Regions from separate parts of the Mus musculus genome. Here regions 2 and 3 are each linked to region 1. The links are chromatin loops, found by intact Hi-C in ENCODE. Cell type or tissue: left cerebral cortex. All regions are shown on one strand.

Region 1 (8,000 bases):
CGTAAACACTGGGTTTGTTGCTAGCTGTCTGTGTTTTGTTTTTATTTTTGTTTTCTCTTAACGCTCCTAGATTTCCCCCACTCCTTATGGCTCAGAGGAGCACCTCTGGGGCTGTTCCCATGGCTACTGTTCTGTAGGTTGGATTCCTTCTGTTTCTAAAAACAACGTAGCTCAGTCTCACCTTCCACAGGTGCTGTCTCCTCGCCCACCCGTGTGAATCTGCCACCATGTTCCTTGGTGGTGTTTACTGCGCTCATACAAACACACAAATCTATCTAAATGGCAGAGATTCGGTCTTCCTGTGTCATAGCAAAGCAGTGGGCCCTGAAACCTCAGGGGGAGATTATACCATCAAGGAAACAGAAACCACCAGCGATGGCCATACAGTTATGTTGGTACCTACTGGAGGGCAGTGGCTTATTCTGCTCATACCTTGAAGTTGTGCTCAGTCATTCATTCATTCATTCATTCATTCATTCATGCATGCATGCATGCAGAGGCTCTGGCTGTTAAACTCGGAGTCTGAAACATGTTGGGCAAGCCCTCCACCTCTAAGCTCCACCCCCAAACCACCCTTTACTCTTTATTTTGCCTCAGGATCTCACTAAGTTGCTCAGGCTGTCCTTAAACTCAGGTAGATTTTGATCTTATAATCCTCCTGCCTCAGCCTTCTGACTATCTGGGAATTACAAGACTGAGACACCAGGCCAGGTTTCAAGTTTCATTTTCCCCAATTCTGATTGCCTATTCCTCTCTTACTGGGATAAGCAAGCTGGTTTAAAATATAACTGACATGGAGAATTTTTATTACTGAGAGGTAAGATGCTGCTATAGGACATGGTAAGTGCAGAAGCCAAGATGTTCATGAAGCACTGGCATGAGTCACAGTCTTCATTAAAATGATGAGAACTTACTCTTTCACTTTTATCTCTCATAGAGGGCATAAGGAATAACACATGGAGACGCAGCTGTATCAGTCACTGGGGCTAAAACTGCTGTTTCCTAACACTGCTTTATATGCATCTTAGAAGCGACCACCAGCCTTTTAAAGACTGGCTACTTTCCAAAATGAATAGCAAAATCATTTGTGACTTATGAAAACTTACAGAATGTAGGGAGCTGTGATGGTTTGTATATGCTCGGCCCAGCGAGTGGCACTATTAGGAGGTGTGGCCTTGTTGGAGTAGGTGTGTCACTGTGGGTGTGGGCTATAAGACCCTAGCTGCCTTGAAGTCAGTATTCTGCTATCATCCTTCAGATGAAGACATAGAACTCTCAGCTCCTCCTGCACCATGCCTGCCTGGATGCTGCCATGTTCCCAGCTTGATGACAATGGACTGAACCTCTGAACCTGTAAGCCAGCCCCAATTAAATGTCGACCTTATCAGACTTGCCTTGGTCATGGTGTCTGTTCACATCAGTAAAACCCTAACTAAGACAGGTGCCTACTCCATAACAAGGCACAGTTTTTGGCGAAGGGTGTTTGTTGTTTGCTGTTTGTTTGTTGTTTGTTTTGCATTGCTGACAATCAAACCCAGACCACCCAGTCCTACACACTCAACCCCAAGCTCTCATCAGGGACCTGGATAAAGTATTTATACATGCATTTACTATGAAAGGGACCAGGCTGATGAAAGGATACCCCAGAAGAACTGCTAAATACCAAAGGACATCAACCATTAAAACTGGTCAATAAAAATTGGAGGGACTGTATACTGCATACTGCATCACTGGGCTAAAAACTGTGACCATGAAAACTTAAAAATTCTATGGATTTTCCAATTCCCACATTGCTTTTTTCTATACAGTAGCTCTTTCAGTACCCAATCAAACTTTCTGCTCAGACATCCACACAGAGGTCTCAGTGTCATTGGAACACTTCTATCAGTCAGCTCTTTTGTTTGAACGTAGGGATACCATCCAAGAGGAAGGCAGAAACCCTTTTAAATTTCTTTTGTTGGTTTGAACATGTTTAGATAAACATGTTTCAAAACACCTTCCTAATTCTGTAGTGTATGCCAAAGACCTGCTGTCCGCAGTGTGCCTGCCCTCTGCACAAGGACACAAGAAGCAGACAGGAGGCATTCACATATGACCCACAGTGGGGTGACCAGAGAACGAAACTGTGTCAGTCTGAGCATATTCCACCCACAATCACAGGTAAGTCCTGCTGCCCCAAACCCCACTTCCCAACTCTGAATGAAAAAAACCATCCTTGAAGGGGCCATTAAATTAATATGCAGCCATTGGGCTGGCCTTAATTCTGTACAACTAATGTCATGCTAAGAGAAAATTTGGATAAGCATATATGCAAAGGCAGAATGACTGAAGACGTGAGGGGACATGACAGCCACCTGCAAGCCCACCAGAGAAGCAGGATGCAGATATCTCCTCCATGGCTCTCAGAAGAGGTCACTTTATCTATGTCTTCTCCTCCGTTGTGGTGTTCTACTTTTAAAATCAAGAATGAAGGAGTGAAGAGATAAACCAACGCTCAGATCGCTCATGAAGATCTCCCCTCCAGCTGAGAAGAGGGCTCAGAGGGTGAAGGGCTTACGGTGCAAGCAGAAGGACCTGAGTTCAGATCCCCAGAACCTGTGTAAAGCTGGGTGTGGTGGTACAATGCCTGCAACCCCAGCATCCTACACCAGGGATAGGGGTGCACACAGGAGAGTCCCCAGAAGCTCAGGGCCAGAGAGTCTGGTACATTTAGCATGCTAACTGTCTTAGCTTGGTTCTCTGTCGCTCTGACTAAAGAACTTAGGGGAGGAAGGGCTTATTTTAGCTTACACTTCCAGGTCACAGGCCACCAGTGAATGAAGTCAGGTCAGGAACTTGAGGCAAGAACTGAATGGAAACTATGGAGTAACTGTTACTAGTTGTTTCTCTCTCGATCCTGCTCAGCTACCTTTTTTGGACAGTCCAGGGCCCTCTGCCTAGGGATAGTACTGCCCATGGTAGGCTGGTCCTCCTAAATCAATTAGCAATAAAAAATGCCCACAGGCCAGTTTGATGGAAGTGATTCCCTGGATGTGTTAACTTAGATAACTGTGGGATGTATCAAGTTGGCCATAAAAGCTAAACAGGAACATGGCAAACGACACAGAGACCCCGTGTGCAACAAGGTAGACTGACCACAGCAGAGGTTGTCCTCTGACCTCCACACATTCATGCAGTAACACACACTGGGGGAGGGGGGGCTCTTAAATATGCCCTGGAAAAAGACGACTGGTTGAGTCCAGTGCCTAGGAGGTGGCTAATTAAGGAGACTGTCTAACCCAGTAATAGGACCACACAGCAAGAAGACCACACAGCATTCCTGCAAATGTTGTCAACTGCTGTTTCTTATCCTCAGCATCACACAAAATGCCAACTGCCTGACAGATTTCAGATCAAGCACCTATGTGGATGGGATACCTTCCATTCTTGAGATTAAAATGATTTTATTATTTTGCAATAATCGTGACCCTTTAAAATGCTCTGAAAACTGGCCTCTAGAGAAAACAGTTGAATAAGCGAGGAGTGCCACATGATAAAAAACAAGCCGAAACTCAGCAGCACGTGGCTTAAAATCTTCCTCTGAACCGCAGAGAGACTGCAGAGCTACATATGGTCAATACAGCTGCCAACCGCCATAAAATAACAGTGCAGGCAGCGGGCGTGCTGATCGCGATACAGGGTTACGCAGTTATCTCACTGATTGGGAATTCCGTGTTAACCTAACGTATATTTTAGTTACTTTTCCTTTTGCTGCGAGCTGACAAGAAGTAACTTGAAGGAAAGGGAACCAGAAGGCATTGGCAGGAGTGAAAGGCATCTGGTCACGTGGTGTCTGTAGTCGCAAACACAGGACAAGAGATGGGGCCAGACTATAAAATCTCAAAGCCCCGCCCCGGAGAATCATTTCCACCAATGAGATGCGACCTCATTTCCACCACCTCGCTCATGAGCGCCACCTGCTGGAGAGCACTGATTCAAGCGCACAGTCTCTGAACTATTCACAGTCCATAATCATGATTCAAGTTTAAAATTCATACTTTTGGACTAAGACATATGCATTTATCCTTTTAGAGGAGGACAGAATAATTACCTCAACCAACCGATCACTCAATGCCATCCTGAGGTACTGGTGAAGGGTGGAGTGAATCACGTGCTTCCACAAACCAATGCAAGACAAAATATTTAGTTAAAACTACGAAAGAAGGAAAATCCCAATGCAAAGGGAAAAGTCATGCTTTGTCTTTAAACACTTGGTAGCCCCCTTTTTCAAAATATAAACTTTGTATTTAAAAAAAAAAAAGTTTTCACTGTAATGCGGCAGAATCATTCAAACATGGAGTGTGAAAATAAGAAAAGAACCCAAGAGAACAACTTGTCTGTCAGTTGAGATCTCAGAGATTAATATTTATGAAAACAATTGGCAAACCACAGCATATGCTCCGAGGCGGGAGAGCCTAGCAGATGTCTTGTTAGAAGAAGCAGACTGTCACCCATATGTTCTCAGCCTCAGGATCCCTCAGCCACTTCACTCTTGGAGATCACACAGTGCCCACGTTCACAACCAAGCAGAAGCTGTCTTGAAAGGGAACTTTCAAAATCCTGGCTTTATGCAGAAAGAGGTGAGACGCGGATGGAAAGCCAGCCAAATGACTTCATCTGAGAGTCCATCTGTGGAAGTTGTGCCGGGGAAAGCATGGTGTTTTGTCCTTGTAGCCCATCTCACATCTCTTGCCTCATGTTTTGTCAACAACATTCCAACACCTTAGGAGAAGTAACCCTGCCTCCTTTACACAAGATTGCCTTAGGGATAAATAGCTAGTCTCCTGCCTCAGCTGCTCACCAGTGGACTATTAAGCCTGAGACTAATATACACTAGGATGAACGAGCTGAGTGGGTGGGAAGTGAGAGGGATCTGAAGTCCTGATTAAGTCCAGGGATGGCCAAACGCAGCACAGCTGAAAGCAAAGGGAGTGGACAGCAGAGTACAGGGCTGGGTGTTGGGATTCCCAGATTAGCGGCTGCATAGTCAGTGGCTCCTAGAGGTGCAAACTCTCAGGGCGTCTCAGGAAGGGTGATGGAGCAGAGAGGTCACAGAAGGGGCAAAGGTTGAGAGCTGAGAGGCTAGAGTATTAACAGCAGGATGGTATGGAAGGAAACCCCCTGTTACTAGTGGGTGTCGCCTATAGCACTAGATATGCCTAAGGGTCGGCTGGAGGGAGGGAAGGGAGGGAATATCGGCAGGTGTCAGGATGATGTAGTCAAAGCCTCCACCCCAGAAAGTGCTAGGATCTTAAAGGTAGGATAGGAATCAGCCCTGAGGGAGCAGTGGAGAAGTGCGCGCGCGCGCACACACACACACACACACACACACACACACACACCCGCAGCTCCTGACTCCAAGGATGAGGGAGAAGCTAGTGGCTAACCAATGAAGAGCTGAGAAAACATTGGGCCTGGGGAAGAGAGCTCTCCCAGGAAAAGGGAAGGGACACAGGTCACAGAGGGAGAGAAGAGGAACTTGGGAGATGGGGAGCAAAGCCTGTGGGAAACAAAGGCTGCCCACACCCCCACCCCGGGAGGGTGGCTCTACAGGGTTTGAGGTTTGCACTGTTCACTGACTGGGAAGAGCAGAATGAAATTTCTATCAGGGCTGTCCTTTTCAGAAATAAGACGCTGAGCCTGGGAGGCAGAAGTCTCGTCTGACTCCGCCTAAGAGATGACCAATTCTCCATAGGTCACAAACTATGCTTTTCATAAATCAATGGCTACATGCACCCTGGAGGTTGGTATATTGATATAGCAATCCCTCACTGGCATTGTGGGATTATTGCTTGCTATGGGACCAACAACTCTCCCCACCCGCCCCACTTGACTATACTCTAACAGGGCAAGAGAACCTGAAGTAAGTGGGCTTGATGCTTCAAATAGAAATCACTTAAGTACACATTTCTGTAGTACCCTTGGCCTGCCCCTCTCTCTCTCTCTCTCTCTCTCTCTCTCTCTCTCTCTCTCTCTCTCTCTCTCATTCAAATCATCCCAAGGTCTCACTAGATACATTACCCTGGGCTCCTCATACCAAGCTATGTGCCTAACACATTTCTCTTGCTTTCCCAGGCTATGCTTATGTAAGAAGTGGAGTCTGAGATTTGAATCATAATTGCAATTCAGACAAAAGCTAACAACTGTAAAAAACTGAACCTCCAACTCTACTGGGCAATCTGCAAACACTCAAACCGATGGTGTTGTTTTGCTTAAAGGAGGGAGTATCCCAGAAAGGCTTCAGAGTCTTGGGCTCCAGGTGGAACAGGCAGGAACCAAGCCGATGCAATACTGAAGTACGTGGTAGATGTTCGAAAACCATCAAACACAGATGAAATGTGGTCTGTGGTCTGCACTGCCTTAACAAAAAGCTCTCTCTCCCTCCGCAGCCATGTGCAGCACTCCTACAGCTCTGTGGCTGCCGCCTCAGTGCAATGAGAGGCAGCCCCACACAGGAACATAGACTCTCACTGTAGACTCTGTAGCTACACGGGCTGGGATCTGTCCTGACTCCACTGTGCTTTGCTGTGTAAACTCTGACACATCTGTTACCTTCTCGGTGGTGATTTCTCTGTGATTTAATTGTTACATGGTTTAAATGAATTACAGTATAAATGAAAATTCTTGAGAAGAATCTGTGTCCGGCTGTAAACAAAAGCCTCCTGGAGGAACCTGTGCCTGCAGACTGATGGATAAATTGGAATTTCAGTACTGTGGAGAGACTGGAATTTTGTGGTCTCGGAGACTAATCACTTTATCTTGAGCTAGCTTTAGTCTTCTGGGACAGCCACTCCTTGTATTACCCTTTATCTGAACTACCTGTGGTAATAAATAAAGACGGAGGCAGAAAAATGAGTCTGCAGCCGGAGCTTGACAGAATGAGATGGAATGTAAGCAGCATTTGGTCTAGCAGCATTACTTAATTCCTGACTCACAATGTAACACAGTAGAAAGAAGCAGGAGAAACTCGGGATTTGTGTTCACAATCTACCAGCTTAGAGGCACGAGCCACTTACTGGAAGGCTTTCCCCCTCTGCCTTTCTTTTTAGTTTTAAAAGGGAGGTTAGGAGTCTGAGTCTCTGCAAGTCTCTACATCTGAGTGGATGCAGATAGCATGTTACCTAGCTGACAGCTCTTCTAGATACAGATGTGAGAACAAAGTAACAACAAGATTTTGGTGCGGGTTCACTTGGCTATGAGCGGTCTCATCCTGAAACAGATCAAGCCGATGCTTGATTTTCAGATTTTCTTCAGACTGCCTGTTCCTTCTCCAAACAGTTGCACCACCAGATCTACCCCATGTTAGGCTGTGGGGCTCTGACACTGTTGGGGTCGGCACTTAGGGATGCTGCAGCCAGTCCTGGCTTTGTTCAGGGATTGCTCTAGGCTCAAAGTCTCCAGGGTGTGTCTTCTCAAGGCCATTAGCCGAGTCTCTAGCACATTCTTCCCAGGCTCTTCTCAAAGCTGGGAGCGGGTGCGGGAATGGAAGCCCTCCTCCTGGCAGTCCTTCAGAACCACATTTGTTCTCAAAGCTGAGCGCCCATTGAGCCTGGCACAGGGTCTGGGGTATGACACCTTTCCATCTTCCTTTCTGCTTTGCAGACCTCACAGTGGGTGCCCGCTACAACACCTCACTAAACACTTGCTGTGTCTGAGACACGGCTCCTCCACCCGCCTCCTGTGCTAAAGGTCTGAACAGCTGGTCTGACTTTGCAGGTGTGTGAGGTGTGAGAAACCTGCCTCTTGTAGGGGCACAAGGATATGCAAAGCAGGATTTCAAGTGACTCCTCTGCTAGAGCAGCAAAGGCTGCTGTCATCCTTACAGTGATAAGGCCTGTGTGAAGGCCATCGCCGAGCAATGGTTGTGTGCACAGCAAAGTGCTAAACACTGGACGCTTCTCAGTGAAGATCAAGTCTGCCCTCAAGAAGCCCAACAGGGTGTGGCATGTGGATAGAAACAA
Region 2 (8,000 bases), 890 kb before region 1:
ACAGTCCTCCAACACAACGGAAACCTGAGGTAGAACCTGTTTTGGATTTAGGACGTGTCTTGTCAAGAGTGAGAAGCTAGACACTCGTAGTTAATATAGCATTGCTCCTGGCCTCTGCTTACATACTGTTTCATGGGTATTGTGGGGTTCCAGGGCTGTGTCTTATCTCGAGTGAGTGATGTTGCTGAGTTTTGGTTATTAGGTGCAGTCTTGGCTGTAGTGGACTATGCTATTTTTAGATGTCAGGAAGCTTTTTTTTTTTTTTTTTTTTTTTTTAACTATGTTCACTATACCTCTGTGGGCCGGAGAGGTAACTGGAGATACCTGAAGCTTATGTAATCCTTGGTTTCTGTGTTTTTACTACTGATCTTTGAGGAAAAGGGTTGGGATGGGGGTAGGAGAAGCTTGTTAGGAGAGTGTTTATTGTCCAAAGTCACAGACCTTTCTGGATGTTTATTCCCACTGTGAATGTGGAGTCATCACAGACGTAGGCTGCTGAAGAGATCAGAAGCCAGGAAAAGCCAACACTATCTGTACATTCTTAGAGTCCCTTCTGTTCTCTCCAAAGCATTGTGGCAACTGTTTCTATGGCAACCATGAAACAGAACAGCCCACACAGTTTAGTCAGCTTGGAACTCAGAGGTGATGCCTAATAGCATAATCTCGGCATAAAGTGGAATGGACCGTTTTCTGAAAATGTACAAGTCTACCTGAGTCTGGAGCCGAATGCAGAGATACCGGGGCCCGTGTTCTCAGCAGCTAGACTGTCTACTCCACCCCAAACACTGGTGGTGCCTATGTGGATCATTAGACCCACCAGGGCACGTGAGAAAGTATCCCGTTGAGTAAGGGGTTCTTCTAGACGCTATAGACTGTGGCTTCTCATCTTGCAGATCCTCGACAGGTACTGCCAGAGGTTGGTGGCAAATGTCCTGACCATCTTTAAGTGGTCAGTACGACAGTCTTAAGTTCATCCACAAGTCTGGACAACTGTCCCCAGAGTCCATTTCTAGAGCCTTTTCAGTGTACCCACACAGTAAACATTTTCCCATCCCCTTTTTCCACTCCAGACCCCAGGAAAGCTGGGCCGTGCTCCTGAGCTCTGTAGATTTCTCTCCTGAGATAAAGTGACCCCCACATTCCATGTTCTTTAGCGCCTGGCTTATGTCAGTTCATTCATGTCAATATGCCTGAATGTCACTTTTTATAGCTCAGTAAGATGAGCCTGTATAGTACCACATATTTTAAAAATTAATTTATCTGCCTGAAGGTTTTGAGAAGCAAAAGTAGATAATACGACCAGACTAGAAATGTGTTCCAGTTGTTACAAAAATACACAGTTGAGCTATTTAGAGAATTTCCTAACATGCTACTCTTAGATTAAGATTGTAATTAGTAGATCTTGGGCATACTCACTATGGTGTGGAGCTGTGATTATCTACTCAGTTGTAACTAACACCCAGTGAAGCACACTGCTCTGCGGATCTGTGTGTTTGTGGTGGAGCTTTATGCGACAGCCAGGACTCAGGCCTAATGGATGAATTGATTTCTTGATGGGTTCATAATCAGCTCACCTTTGGTGAGATGTGGGAGGTGGGTTTTGGGGGTGGTGTCACCCTGGCTGAAGGGCCCTAGTGGGCCTGAGCAGGCATGGTGCTGACAGGTCTTGCCTTTCTCTCTCCTCCTTGCTAAACCACAGATTATATTCCTAAAGCTAGCCACCAAGGTCTAGTCCCTTATTAACCATTTCCTCCTCCTGGGGCTGACCACACAGGTCCAGCTATCTAAGTATTGGAGTCTGGTAGCCAGAAGCCCCCTATTGGCTCACCTAGTTAACATATCCAGTTAAAACAAAGCAACTCACCCTGACACGGGCTTCCCCTTTCTCTTGATAAACCTTTATTTTCCTATGGATCATGTGTGTATCCTCTCTATCCAGAGGCAGTCCATTGTCCCTCTGGGGAAGCTATCCCTTCCCTCCTCCCCATAGTCCCTTCCCCTTCTCCCTAGTCCTCTGTCTCCTGTCTGTCTCTTACTCCCTGCCCTTTGTCCCTCCGCAGCAAAGGAATCTCATTTGTGCTGAGAACTTGGTCTCAGTGTGTTCTGTGCAGACTCTGGTCTTTCGCTGGCCATTTCCTGTATGCTCCTCCTTATTGCCCTGCGTCTTTTAAGAAGTGAAGTGACAACACTGTGACATGCCCGATGCTGTTCAAAGAGCACAGGGACAGCGCCCGAGCCACATTCTTGTCCCTTAAGTTCTATTTGTTAGACAGTTTGGTCAGGGGGACAGAGAAGAGATACACGCACACATGCAGGGTGTGCATGAGGAAGGAATCGTTTTTTGTATAGTTTCTGCTCTCGCCATGCTTTTATCATTCATTTTCTCCCATTAATTCAGCCGTGTAACATGCGCACACTTAGGTTATAGCTTTAATGCAGATATGGTGGTATGCAGAGCTTTTCAACTCATAAGATGGTGGCTATTTTACAAGAACCACTTAGGCTGGGCTTTGGGCATGAACATCAAAGTGCTTCTTGGTAGGTCACCAGACTACTCAATGGTTTCTAAAAAGGTTCTGATCTCTCATTCCCTTTGTGTTGGCTCCAAATTAGCTTTTCCTTAAAATGTCTAAGGTGTATCCCAAAGGCACCCAAGACAAAGGGCAAGGAGTAAGAGACAGAGACAGGAGACAGACCGGGGAGAAGGGGAAAGGGCTATGAGAGGGGGGAAGGGATATCTGCCCCTGAGGGACAACAGACTGCCTCTGGATAGAGAGGAGACTGACATGATCCATAGGAAAATGGCGGATAATCAAGGGAAAGGGGAAATCCATGTCAGGATGACCTATAGGAACAGTTATCTCACTTAAAATGGAACGGACAGGAGAAAGTTTGTTTTCCCTCCTGGGATAGGCTGAGGCCTCTGTAATAGCTAGGCAGGAGAGTGCCTAGGCTCTGGTCTCCTCTGTTGGATGAGAGAGTGCTGATACGCCCTGGTGTTATGCGATCTTAAAACCATGTAATAATGTCTTTCACCAGCATGAGCAGAGCCCAGCATGCTGGCTCCTTCGCTCTTCCCACACAGTGTACCATGATGCAGTAAGGGAGAAGCTGGGCAGACAGGATCAGCAAAGGCAGCTGACAGCAACATTGTAGCGAACAGATGGTGGAGACGTGGCGACTGGAGAACTGTGGAAGCTGATAGTCACTTTGGGGGCTGAAAGAAAACAATACAGTTAGTGCAGAGATGGAAGGGTGTCAGGAGACATCCGGGAAAGGCTAAGGCTGGTAGGAAAGGACTGGAGTAAGCACAGGACACACCAAGACCAAGTTCTCAGCACAAAGGAGACTTATTTGCTCCAGAGGGACGGAGGGCAGAAAGTAAGAGACAGGACTATGGAGAACTAGGGGGAAGGGGCAAGGAATATGGGGAGGGGGGAAGAAACGTTTGCCTCAGATGGACAACGCACTGCCTCTGGATAGAGAGTGTCCAGTGTCTGTCCCAACCTTTTGGGTTTCAGAGCTGAGGTGGATCACAGCATTGGATGAAAGCCACAAGACTGATAATCTCTGGCCTTACAAATGCACTGGAGGCTAGAAGCTGATGGCTTCTGGAAACTTAACACTCTCTTGCTTACTCTGTGGTTGAAGACAGCTGGCTTTTTTCCCCCTCTTTAACTCTCTGTGCTTTATTGAATTTTGGGAACTTAACTCTTTATTGCTATTCTGTGCTTCAAAAAAGCACTGAAAACTTAACTCTTTGTGCTTAAATAAGTGCTGATTTCTAGTGAATTAACATGTGTATAGCAGCTGGAAATTAAGTAAAAGGATTTATTAATAGAGCTTCTTTCTCTGGGGAGTCTGCCGGGAGTCCCTGGAGGGCCAGCTGAGAGGCTCAGAGCTTGCTAATGCTTTCTAAACCAGAGAGAAAAGAAAGGGAAAGAGCTCACACAGACAACTCACACTCAGCAAAGTGGAAAATGGCTGCACCACCTTCCTTTATTGGCTTGTTTTTTTATAGCTTTAAGGCAAAAGTTCTCTATGTAAGAAAGAATTACCTCATAGAGAAGATGTTACAAAAAAGGGGAGTTACAGGAAGGTATCGATAACAAGTTCAAAGCAGTGTTTCACACTGTAAGCTCGTTACAAGTTCAGAGCCACAGTTTTTACATGGCCTTGCCTTAACATAGTGCACACCTGTAGCTTCATCTTTGACCCTGAATATTTTCCCTTGAACGCAGATTTGTCCCAAGCCTATTTATTTATCTTTTTATTATAATTATGAAAGCTCATTGTACTTCCTATTATGAAGCCTTTACTTACCATCATGAGGCGTGGGCACATTCTATTCATGAATATAACTTTTCTAGCAAAACAACTAAAACCACCTCTTAAAACTTTCTTCCTCCTCACTCCTTTTCCGGCTGGAAGCATGGAGGATGTTCCAGAGAAGAAAAAGAAGGTTGCCGCTGTGCCAGAAACCCTTAAGAAAAAGCAAAGGAATTTCGCAGAGTTGGAGGTGAATCACCCGAGGAAGAAGTTTGCCCTGAAGACACTGCGAGAGGGAAGGAGGAAGCTCAGCTGTGAGAAGGCAAGGCACTACCACAAGTATAGGCAGACATACTGGACTGCGATTCGGATGGCCAGGATGGCAAGGAGAGCTGGGAACTTCAATGTGCCCGCAGAACCAAAACTGGCCTTTGTCATCACAATCCGAGGTATCAGAGGAGTAAGCCCAAAAGTCCGCAAGGTAGTGCAGCTTCTTCGTCTTCTACAGATCTTCACTGGCACCTTTGTTAAGCTCAACAAGGCTTCAATTATCATGCTGCGGATTGTGGAACCGTACATTGCACGGGGGTATCCCAACCTGAAGTCAGTAAACAAGCTCATTTACAAGTGAGGCTATGGCAAAATCAACAAGAAGCGGATCGCCTTGACAGATAATTCGTTGATTGCTCGATCTCTTGGTACATTTGGCATCGCCTGCATGGAGGATCTAGGTCATGAGATCTAAACAGCTGGAAAAGGATTCAAGAAAGCAAGTAGCTTCCCGTGGCTTCAAATGACCTTCCCACAAGGTGGAAAGAAGAAAAACAGAACTCACGTTGTAGAAGGTGGAGATGCTGGCAACAGGGACGACCAGATAAACAAGCTTATTAGATGGATGAACTAAGGTGTCACCCATGATATTTTTGTAACCTGGTCAGTTAATAAAGTCACAGCTTGGCAAATTGAAGAAAAAAAAAACCCTTTCTTCTTAAGAGTATTTTAATCAAATCAGGAATTACATTAAATCATTCATTCATCTAAACATAATTAATTCCTGGAAGTTCATCTTCATGTTGCTCTTCAGGAAATGTGACCGGTAGGGTGGGTTGATGCCCAGGAATCCTTAGGGTATGCAGTATTGGTAGGAAAGGCACAACAGCTGCGAGAAGCAATCCTGGATGCTCTCACAGCTCCATGGCCATGTCTCTCAAGAGTGCGCCCATCACAAACCATGCAAAGATGGTGGGTCATCTCCAGGACGGTCACCTGCTAGCCTTAGCCTTTCCTAGATTGCTCCTGACAATAGGGGAGGCAGACATGATCCACAGGTAAACGGCAGTTTATCAAAGGAGAGAGGAAACTCTGTGTTAGGATGAGTTGGTTTGTTTTGAATGGCATACAAATTGTGGCAGCCAAAGGGGGCATTGACTGCTGTACTTGAATACTTTGATAACTGAACATTGGTAGTCAGCCTCAAGAGGAAGTAGTCAAATAAAGGAATAGACCTTGGTGGCTAGCTTTAGAAATATAATCTGTGGTTTAGCAATGGGGAGAGAGAAAGGCAAAACCTGTTGGCTCCATGTCTGCCATGCTTGGGTCTGCTAGAGACCTTTAGCTGTCAAGGAAGGTCTCAAGGCAGGTCCGTAGGGGCTCTAAGACATCCTACATCTAGTGTGGGCCATTAGGAATAAGGATCAATGCCCACAGCTCAGTTCACAGAAAGACTTATCACTAGTACTTCATCAGGAGAACCTAATCCAGTGTACAGGATTACCTGCTGAGAATCTGAGCTGTGACTGGTTATGGGTTAACACCCTGAATTAGTGGCATATTCAGTCTACAGATCTAGAACAGTGGTGATGCCTGAGGCCAGAGCTGGTGATGTTTACCTAGACTCATTTCCACCAAGCTCTGTGTTCTGCTCTGTTCTGTAATCAAGTGTGTAATCAAGTGTGCCTCAGAGGGTCAGCAAGTTCATAACAGGTGGCTAGTCAGACAGGAAAAGCCCCCCAAGCCTTACCAGTGTTCTCTGGCTGGTGAAAAGCCCTGATTCTGCAGCATTCTGTGTCCTGCCTCTCGTCCATATACAGCTCTCAGTCCAGTTATCAACTTAGGGGTCACAACCCCTAAATCAGGTTGACCAACCCATACTCAAGAAGCCAGTAATAAAAAAAAAGAGCGAAGTTAAAGGTGTGAGGCAGAGGAAGGTGGTTTATTCAATGTGGCCACATGGGGAGAGGGACAAAGACATCCAGCAACATTCCCTTAGTTCTTTGGGGTCATGAAGTGAAGTCCCAGTCTAAATAGAGGGCTAGAAATATGTATATCTAACTAGTCCTGGTCAAGATGTGGCCCTGCCCAGTATGGACCCAGCCTTGTCTGGGCTTGAGTCTCATCCTGTACATTGGTCTTATGAGTTGTTAGATCTGTGTGAAATCTTTCTCCAAGAGATAAGTTTCCCCTCTGGCTGGTGCCGGTTCCATTGACTAGCATGAGCTTCCTGGAAAATTCTCATTTATCTGGCTGGGGTCTGTTGTTTCAACACCCTGATAGTCGGACTGAGAGACGTGCGCCTCTGCAAGTCTCTTCAGAGTGCCTGCATCACTGCCAGATTGCTGAAGAACTCCCACATGGACTGCACACACTGTCATGCAGGAATTCCATTAGCCAAGACCCCGGGGCAGAAGTTGGGTTTGCTTGTGTTTGTCTCAATAATTGACAATCTATTGGGCTAGCAACACTGAAAGCAAGACCTGGATTCTTGCAGTATTTTGTGAGACTGACGCCCTCAGAGGAGCTAGTCCTTTGGGATATGAATGCTTCCTGTAGGAGCTGGAGAGTTGGCTCCCTGGGTTAGGTGCATACTGCTCTTGCAGGGGACCGGAGCTCTGCTCCAAGCCCGGTTCCCAGCTCCCAGGTCAGCCTCTCGCGTTTAGATCTTCAGGTGGAGAATCTGGCCTGTCTTCTTCTTGAGGACACGCCGAGAGGTCAGTACATGGGGGACACCAGGCTGTGAGGAACAGGCACTCTGTTAATGTCTCACTGTATGGGCCAGAGCGCTCACACATTAGGGCTGCAGTGCTGTTTCCAACCTTGAACCAAAGGATGATGCTAAGTCAGAGAGGTAAGAGCACAGAAATGTGGGGACAAACGGGAGCTTCAGGAAGACCTGGCTGTGCCTTGTCCTTGTCTTTTAGAGGAAACACTTAAAACACCAGAAAGCTGCCTGGCTCAGCTATGTTTCTATTGCTGTGATTAGAATCCGTGACCAGTCAATTATGAAAGAGGTGTTCATTCAGGCTTACAGTTTCAGAGGGTCAGGGTCAGGATCATCAGTAAGAAGCCAGGCAACAAGCATGTAGGCCTGACATGGGCACCACGGTTGGGAACTACTTGAGACACAACCTTGAGGCCGAAAGAGTTAAACGGGCCTGATGTGGCCTTTTGGAATCTCAAAGCCAGTGACATAAAAACTTCTCCATCAGGGTCTGTCAGAAGCCATCTAGGAAAGGCTAAAGCAAGCAAGTGAGCTTTCAGGAGATGGCCCACCATTTTGTAACACTGTGATGGGTGAGCGCTGAGATACAAGAAGTCTCCTCAGAGACTTCATGGCAGGATTGCTTCTTGCTGCTAATAGACCTTTCCTATCACTATCACATAGCTTAATGATTCCTGGGCATTAGCCCACCCTATTGGACAAATTTCCTACATATCAACATGAAGATGAACTT
Region 3 (8,000 bases), 120 kb after region 1:
GGGAGGCACTGCACAGGGTGGGCTGCACAGGGAGGCACTGCACAGGGTGGGCTGCACAGGGAGGCACTGAACAGGGAGGCACTGCACAGGGAGGGCTGCACAGGGAGGCACTGCACAGGGTGGACTGCACAAGAAGGCACTGGACAGGGTGGGCTGCACAGGGAGGCACTGCACAGGGTGTGCTGCACAGGGAGGGCTGCACAGGGAGGCACTGCACAGGGTGGACTGCAACAAGAAAGCACTGCACAGGGTAGGCTCCACAGGGAGTCACTGCACAGGGAGAACTGCACAAAGAGGGCTGCACAGGGAGGGACTGCATAGGGAAGGCTGCACACTGCCCAAGGAGGGCTGCACAGGGAGGCACTGCACAGTGAGGGTTGCACAGGGGGCACTGCACAGGGTGGGCTGCACAGGGAGAGCTGCACAGGGAGGCACTGCACAGGGTGGACTGCACAGGGAGGGCTGCACAGGGAGGGCTGCACAGGGAGGGCTGCACAGGAAGGCACTGCACAGGGTGGGCTGCACAGGGTGGGCTGCACAGGGAGGGCTGCATAGGGAGGCACTGCACAGGGTGGGCTGCACAAGAAGGCACTGCACAGGGTGGGCTACACAGGGAGGCACTGCACAGGGAGAGCTGCACAGGGAGGGCTGCACAGGGAGGCACTGCACAGGGAGGGCTGCACAGGGAGGGCTGCACAGGAAGGCACTGCACAGGGTAGGCTGCACAGGGAGAGCTGTACAGGGAGGGCTGCACAGGGAGGCACTGCACAGGGTGGGCTGCACAGGGAGGCACTGCACAGGGTGGGCTGCACAGGGAGGGCTGCAGAGGGAGGCACTGTACAAGGAAGGCTGCACATGGAGGGCTGCACAGGGAGAACTGCACAGAGAGGCACTGAACAGGGAGGCACCGCACAGGGAGGCACTGAACAGGGAAGGCTGCACAGGGAGGCACTGCACAGGGAGAGCTGCACAGGGAGGGCTGCACAGGGAGGCACCACACAGGAAGGGTTGCACGGGAAGGCACTGCACAGGGAGGCACTGCACACTTTGGGCTGCACAGGGAGGCACTGAACAGGGAGAGCTGCACAGGGAGGCACCTGCCCTGATTCAAAGCCACAAGGGAGCTGATGGCTGTGCTCCTGCTCCAGCCCCCTCTCCTGGAAAGGTGTACTTCAGGGCACCCCAGGACACCTTTGTGTTGAGTCATGGTGAGTCACTGACTTTAGATTGAACATCACATTTCTGTGCTGTTGGAGCCTAAGACGTGCTGGGAGAAGCTCTGTCTGAGTTTGGAGCTGACGTACAGGCTGCAGAAGGCTGCCACATTTCTGTCATGGCTCTCCCCTCCCTCCTCAGCCCAACCTCCAACTCTGCTTGGGGAAGCCACACATCCCAGGCTGCTTCCGGAAGCTGCCGGGAGTTTCTCTGTCTCTGTAAGCCTCATCCCCAGAGCTTCCTGAGGGATCCTTTCTGCTTTCTAAGTCTGCCCATCTTACTGCCAGTGAGCCTGGAGTGAAACCCATGGCAATGTGAAGATCTGACAGAACCTAAACCCCCATCTCCAAATTCTACAGATCAGAATTTGAAAGTGCTTCTTCAACAGTCTCCTTTTTCTAGAACATTTCCATGTGTATAAACACACGCAGGTCTGTTCCTGGCCACATAGGAGGATTTTGATGCTTAGAGGACATCTGAAAATTTCTGGACACATTTTTGGTTGTCACAGCTGAGAGCTGGGGTGGGGTGAAGCTTCTAACACCCAGTAAGATGAGATCAGCATGCTGCCATCAGCCTGCCTTCCAGGGGGTGCCCCTCTACCATTGAGGGAACACCCGCTACGACTTAGGCAGAGGACACCCCACTACTCATACAGAGCTCATCTTGCCACCACCACAAAGAATTATTTGGTCCACTGTGCCAATAATGCAGAGGCTGTGAGACCCCAACAGAACTGCCTTCAAAATAATCAGATCCCTTGCCACATAAATATGTTTGGTAATACGAATGGCATTGCAGAGAATTTTTTTTAAAAAAATCCCCTCTGCAGAGCCATCTGAAAAAATGTGGACCTTCGAGAAGAAATAATGACCATCAGGTTCCCAGCTGGGCTTGACACGGTGCCAATGTCTACCGGGTGCACAGGGAAGCTGCATTTGTAAGATTGGAAATAATGGGCCCCTTTGTAAAGTGAACACAGCAATTCGGCCTTAATGGGAGCCCCGACACACACAGCCTCATTTCTGCAACACCCTGCATTAACCTCTGAGACTTCCAAAATGGAAGGTGACGTTTTGATAAAGGTTTCTGAATTACAGGAAAAAATATTAGCAGGTCATTAAGTCGCCAACGCGGGGAAAATTAAGGGGAAAATCAGCATCATCGCCATCACTGTTACTGGAACTCTGCGTGAGAGGCCGGCGCTCTGTTTTGGGAAATTGATCTTCTCTGTCACAGGCTGCAGATCGACTCTAACAACCCTTCTCCTTTCCTCTTCAGACAGAAGTGTAATTACTGCAATGTGACAAACAGATTATGGAACAAGAAGCCACACTGTGCGCACTACACCTTCACGGGCTCAGTTTTCTTTACAGTCAAACTTGAGGCTCTGGAGACAGGCTCATTAAACCAAACCTCTGCTGCTGGCGGTCTCTCACAGGAGACTGGCACAGTCCAGAATGCAGACCACCTGCCCTGTGTGTGATTGCAGTGAATCTGGGGACAAGCTCTCAAACACAGGCATGTTCTTCTCAGCTTTAGTGGAGTTGAGGAATTAGGAGGAGAGCAGCGCAGCCAAACAAGGCTTGATTAGTGAGAAGGGATGTCACCCTGAGTCTACTGCTTAGCACAGAATCCTGCTTCCTAACCGCTCCGTGAAGCTGCATTTTCTGTGTCCACCCACTCTGCTCAACCCACACAGCCAGCTGCATGGCCACCGTCCATGCAGGAAGCAGAGCAGAGCTGTAATTAAGCCACACAGTGGGAAGGTTTGATGGGTGCCTTCCTAGAAGCAACTTGTCCCCCAGTACTGAGGACTGAACCTACAGCCTCACATGTAAACCCTGTATCATGAGCTACCCCTCCAGCCCTCTTTATAACTTCCTATTACATTTAGTTTTCATGTATGTATGTGCATGGATGTGCATGGATGTGGGGGACAGATGCCACAACAGACATGTAAAGTCCAACTCTTGTGAGTTGGTTTTCTCCTTCTACCATATGGGTTTGGGGAACAGAGTTCAGACCCTCCGGAAACACCCAAGAACCATTTCACTGCCCGCCCCCCTTTTAGATAGTACTTCCATGTACTTCTGGAAACTGAACATAGACCTACCATAGCCTATTTCCCAGAAGCCTCGGCGTCTTGCAATAACCAGCCTTCAAGAGGCAGGAATTCCCTTAGCGCCCCCTGCTGGCAGGGATGGGGATAGCATCTGAGCCCACATGCTTCTCTGACCATTCCTTCAATTAAGAATGGGGTCCTAGTCTTCAAGCTTGTTAGTAAAATGTCTTTTGATTTATTCGTATAAAATAAGATGTGGAACATTTGGGACAAACTGACAGGAAAGTCTACTCACCACATTTTTTCCTTCATTTTGAGCATCTCGATAGTCAGGATTAAGCTGAAAAACAAAGCAAAATTTGTTTTAAATTAAAAGTGCCAGTAAGAATGTGCTGAACCTGGGCCCATAAGATGTCCCAATGGATAAAGCATCACTGAAAGCTGGATGATCTGAGATCAATCCCAGCATGCACCTTGTCTCTCCCTCTTCCCCCCCCCCCATACACACACACACACACACACACATACACTGTGAACATGCTTAAATACCACACACACAAAGAAGATTCCTCCAGTGATCCCACTACTGACCTGGAACCCAGACCCAAAGAATTTACCAAAGTGTGGTTGGCCAAGCAGGTTTGATAGACCAATAGATTCATGATCAGAGATGATGCAACGCTCAGAATGTAACAGGGCACAAGGCAGAGGGGCAGATGGAGGCAGGGGGTTTTCTAGGAACCACTACGAGACATGGGGAGAGGAGAAGAAGCCACAGGTGGCATGCCCACTGGAACCACACTTCATGAGAACATAGGGACAGCACTCTGCTATGAAGAAGAGTCAACAGAGCTTCATGACAAACAGCCAGCTGCCCTGCCACTGAGGACTTAGAACGACAACTGAAGTATTGTACTAGAGAAATAAAAATACAAAACAAAACCATAATCCACCCACCATGTGGCTTCACTCAGAGCTCATTTATCTGAAAATGGTGGAAGAGAGCTGGGCTGAGGGAGAGAGGAGCTGTCGTCTGTGGTGTCATCTGCGCTGTGACACATGGTCACGTGGGCTTTGGCTTTGTACTCTTGTTTGTTTCTTATATTCCTTATATTATAATTATGTATAGCCATTATGTACTATACATAAATCCCATCACAGATATATATTTTTATTTTACATTTATTTATCTATTAACATATATTATATAAATATATTACATTTATATTATATATATATATATATATATGTATATAATCTGTGGGTCAGTAGTGATCCACAACTTGGCAGAATCCGGACTCGCAAGCCTTTGGGCACACCTGTGAGGGATTACCCAGGTTAGTTTAGCCTCTGACCTCGCCAGTGTGGCGGAGAAGAGTCCACTAAAGTAAGAGACAACATTGCTGGGTCTTGATCCTGGACCACCTAAAACTAAGAAGCAAGCTGTTTTGAACTGTGGATGTGGCCAGCCATAGTGAGCTCCTGCCACTGTGACATCCTTGCCATGATGGAATGTAGCCAGAAACAGGTAAACCAGAATAAACCTTCTTTCCTTAAGCTGCCTGTGTTGGAGTATCTTATCTAGTAACAGAAATGTAACCAATGCAAAGTTAGCCAGACTGTATCTAAAGCTGTATCAAAGGGTTACATTTGATGAATTAGAATACTTAGTTCCAGGTAATAGTAAATCCAAGCTCAGAGCCATGGCTCACACATAAGCAGGATGTAAACAGAAACGAGAATCCACCCAACCAAGCCCAACACAAAACAGCTTCTGCCCTTGGCGGTGCTGCCCATGTTCTACCACAGACCATGCCACACTCTAAACCCTATCAAGAGCACCCAGGCCTTTTATTTTAAAGCTTCGGGCCTTGGGAAAAGTCATCCAGTCCCAGAGAACTGGGAGTCCTTGTCTACAAAATGAGGGGGAAACTCTATGATGGAGCCCCCAGTCTGTGAAGCCTATGGCTGAGCCCAAAACTATGGAAATGCATAACTGAGTCCCAAGTCTTTGAAGTCTGACTGAGCCCCAGATCTGTGGACATGTGAGACTGAGCCACAAGCCTATGGAGACCCATGATGTCCACAGGTCTGTGTGGGTAAAAGTCACACATCCCTGTCTTTGTCTGCTTGCCAGTCATCTCCATCAGTCAGCAAAGCACAAACTAATAATGTTAAAAAGGGAGGGAGGAAAAAAGATGACATGGGCCGTCACTGTGGGCCTGACTGGGTTTACAATCAGAGAGGTTTACTGAGGAGGGAAGACAGTCCTGAATGGAGCAACAACATCTCACAGACTGAAGAGCTCCAGGCTGAATAAAAAGACAAACTGAGATCGGCACCAGCATCCATCTGGCTCTGCTCCTCGGGGTGACTGCCTCAGAGCCCTGCCACCTTGTCGTCCCCACCAAGATGGCCCATAGCCTGCAACTGTAGCAAAATAAGCCATTTCTTCTTCTGTTGCTGTTGATAGTATTGTGTCATGGCTGTGAGAAAAGTTACTACTAGAGAGAAAGAAAAACACCCAAATAAACTTACAGCCACATGCATTCACAGACATTAGCTGTAAACAATAAATTATGCACACCTCAAAGTCTACTACTTTGTCTCTTCCCCAAATATAGTAACAGCCGTAGTTATCAAAGTAATTAGTGAATGATGCATAAAGAAGAATGTTGCTAAAGAAGGAAGAAAAAGTTGTGCTAAGGCAGTTCCTGGATATTTTAGGACTTTAAAGGAAAATATTTCATGATGCTAAAAAACTGAATTGTCAGGGCCCCCAATGGAGGAGCTAGAGAAAGTATCCAAGGAGCTAAAGAGATCTGCAACCCTATCGGAGGAACAACATTATGAACTAACCAGTACCCCGGAGCTCTTGACTCTAGCTGCATATGTATCAAAAGATGACCTAGTCGGCCATCACTGGAAAGAGAGGCCCATTGGTCAGGCAAACGTTATATGCCCCAGTACAGGGGAATGCCAGGGCCAAAAAATGGGAATGGGTGGGTAGAGGAGTGGGGGGGGGGGGGGCTTTTGGGATAGCATTGGAAATGTAATTGAAGAAAATACAAGAAAAAAAAGAAAAAAAAAGAAAAAAACTGAATTGTAAGTCAGGCATGGTGGAGAGAGAGAGAGAACTTTTGTAATAAACACTAACAGAGCATCTTTAAGGAGAAAACTTTGTGGCCTGTGCTATTTTAGGCAAGACTCCTATCCCTGGCCACCAACCCTGTGACCTCAGAAGGAAAATAAGACATAAATAAGGTCAGCTATACTACAAAGCAGAATTTGACCAGAGCTAGGAGAAAGAAATGAATAATTTGTAAATAACATAGGTCACAGGAGGGATGGAGTGATCTGTGATGAGCTAATTTATATAAGAATTATTCCTGAAGGCTGGAGAGATGGCTTAGTGGTTAAGAACATTGACTGCTCTTCCAGAGGTCCTGAGTTCAGTTCCCAGCAACCACATGGGGGCTCAAACCATCTGTAATGGGATCTGATGACCTCTTCTGGTGTGTCTGAAAACAGTGACATACATACAGTACAGTATACTCATATGCATAAAATTAAAAAAAATAATTATTCCTGGTGTTCAAGGAAACCATTAAAGGGCAGGTTGAATTTTAATCAGGAGATAAGGGAGAGAGATCACCACAAGTAAGAGAAGTAGGACTAATTTGAGTTTGCAGAACCTCTTGTGTGATGTTTCTTTAAAAATGCTTTTGAGAGTTCATTCATTTAACTTCACAATTCCCCTTCTGAGAAATGTTCTTAATCCTTAATTCTTCACAGATGAGATGTGGGCTACTGACGGGAATGTCACACAGAGCCATGTGTGACAGGTCTGAGGAATGCAAGCCACACCCCAAGAGACTGCAACATCTCCTCTCCTGCCTCCAGCAAACAGAAAGGTGTGAGCCAAAACAGAACGACTCCACAGATAGGCTCTTATGCTGAAGGAAAGATTTCCCGGGACCTCAGAGGCTTTTAAGCTAAAGGGAAGATCATGCCGCACGAAAGAGGCTGTTAAATGAATGATGTTTACATCAGTCTTATATGTTTACAGTCATCAGCATCTAAGTGTAGAAACTGCCATGGAAAGATATGCTTATCTTGATTCCCAAGTTGTGATGCCTATAACCGGGGAGGAGAGGTGTCACTGTGGGGAAATGACCCGAGTTCTAAGAATATTTCATGCATTTATAAGACCGTGAGATAGCCAAGATCAAATTCAGGGTCCACAAGGTGGAGAGAGTGGATGAGAGAATGTAGTGGTTACTGGCAATATCGACAGGTAGCCTTCATCAAAACACACAATTAAAGTGCAGTGTGCAGAAGAGAAAGTCAGGTCGCCACAAGAGTCTCGCTAACTGTACCGAGTCAGATGCAGGATGCCAGCAGTCTTACACTCACACAACAGAAGGAAACAGACTGAAATCACAGAAGCCCATGATTCACGCTCATAGTCTTGCTTTCTAGTCCTTTGGGGGTGGGGGTGAAGGTGGGGGCACAAGTGGGTTCCTGAATGCAGGTGCAGTACTTGTAGAGACCAGAAGAGGGCACCAGACCCTTTGGCAACCTGAGCGAGGAGCGCCAACCACACTGCAGGTCCCAGGGATAGCCGTCATCTGCTTAAGCAATCTCCCAGCTGAGCCATTTCCCTAGCTAGCTGCTGTTGTTTTGCTTTTGGGGTTTTGTTTTAGTTGGTGTTTGTTTC

The links. Hi-C counts contacts between places; a loop is a spot of excess contacts. Peaks named below come from ENCODE experiments on the same cell type or tissue, not always from the same donor. Only the 100,000 strongest peaks of a DNase experiment are listed, where the experiment ranks them.
Region 2: it touches region 1 in a loop (4-fold over the local background); 3 of 42 quality-filtered maps call a loop at or near these places.
Region 3: it touches region 1 in a loop (5-fold over the local background); 5 of 42 quality-filtered maps call a loop at or near these places.

The regions. Positions count from the first base shown.
Region 1 is chr6:146,277,721-146,285,720 of GRCm38, forward strand. The region is part of intron 37 of Itpr2 (inositol 1,4,5-triphosphate receptor 2); the gene reads right to left. Among named protein-coding and RNA genes, the nearest start is that of Gm35596, 62 kb to the left of the region's middle. In left cerebral cortex, a CTCF peak has its summit at 3,963 (motif pointing left); DNase peaks (open chromatin) are centred at 207, 3,949, 4,508, 6,198 and 2 more places.
Region 2 is chr6:145,386,994-145,394,993 of GRCm38, forward strand. It overlaps the pseudogene 1700073E17Rik and a transcript of Lmntd1 not described here. Among named protein-coding and RNA genes, the nearest start is that of Gm38926, 43 kb to the left of the region's middle. In left cerebral cortex, a CTCF peak has its summit at 3,031; DNase peaks (open chromatin) are centred at 566 and 3,137; H3K27ac peaks cover 1,237 bases.
Region 3 is chr6:146,402,183-146,410,182 of GRCm38, forward strand. It overlaps Itpr2 (inositol 1,4,5-triphosphate receptor 2), which reads right to left. Exons shown (of 57, transcript NM_019923.4): 10 at 3,576-3,620. Among named protein-coding and RNA genes, the nearest start is that of Itpr2, 96 kb to the right of the region's middle. In left cerebral cortex, CTCF peaks have their summits at 3,410 (motif pointing left) and 7,874 (motif pointing right); DNase peaks (open chromatin) are centred at 1,302, 2,902, 3,352 and 7,861; H3K27ac peaks cover 272 bases.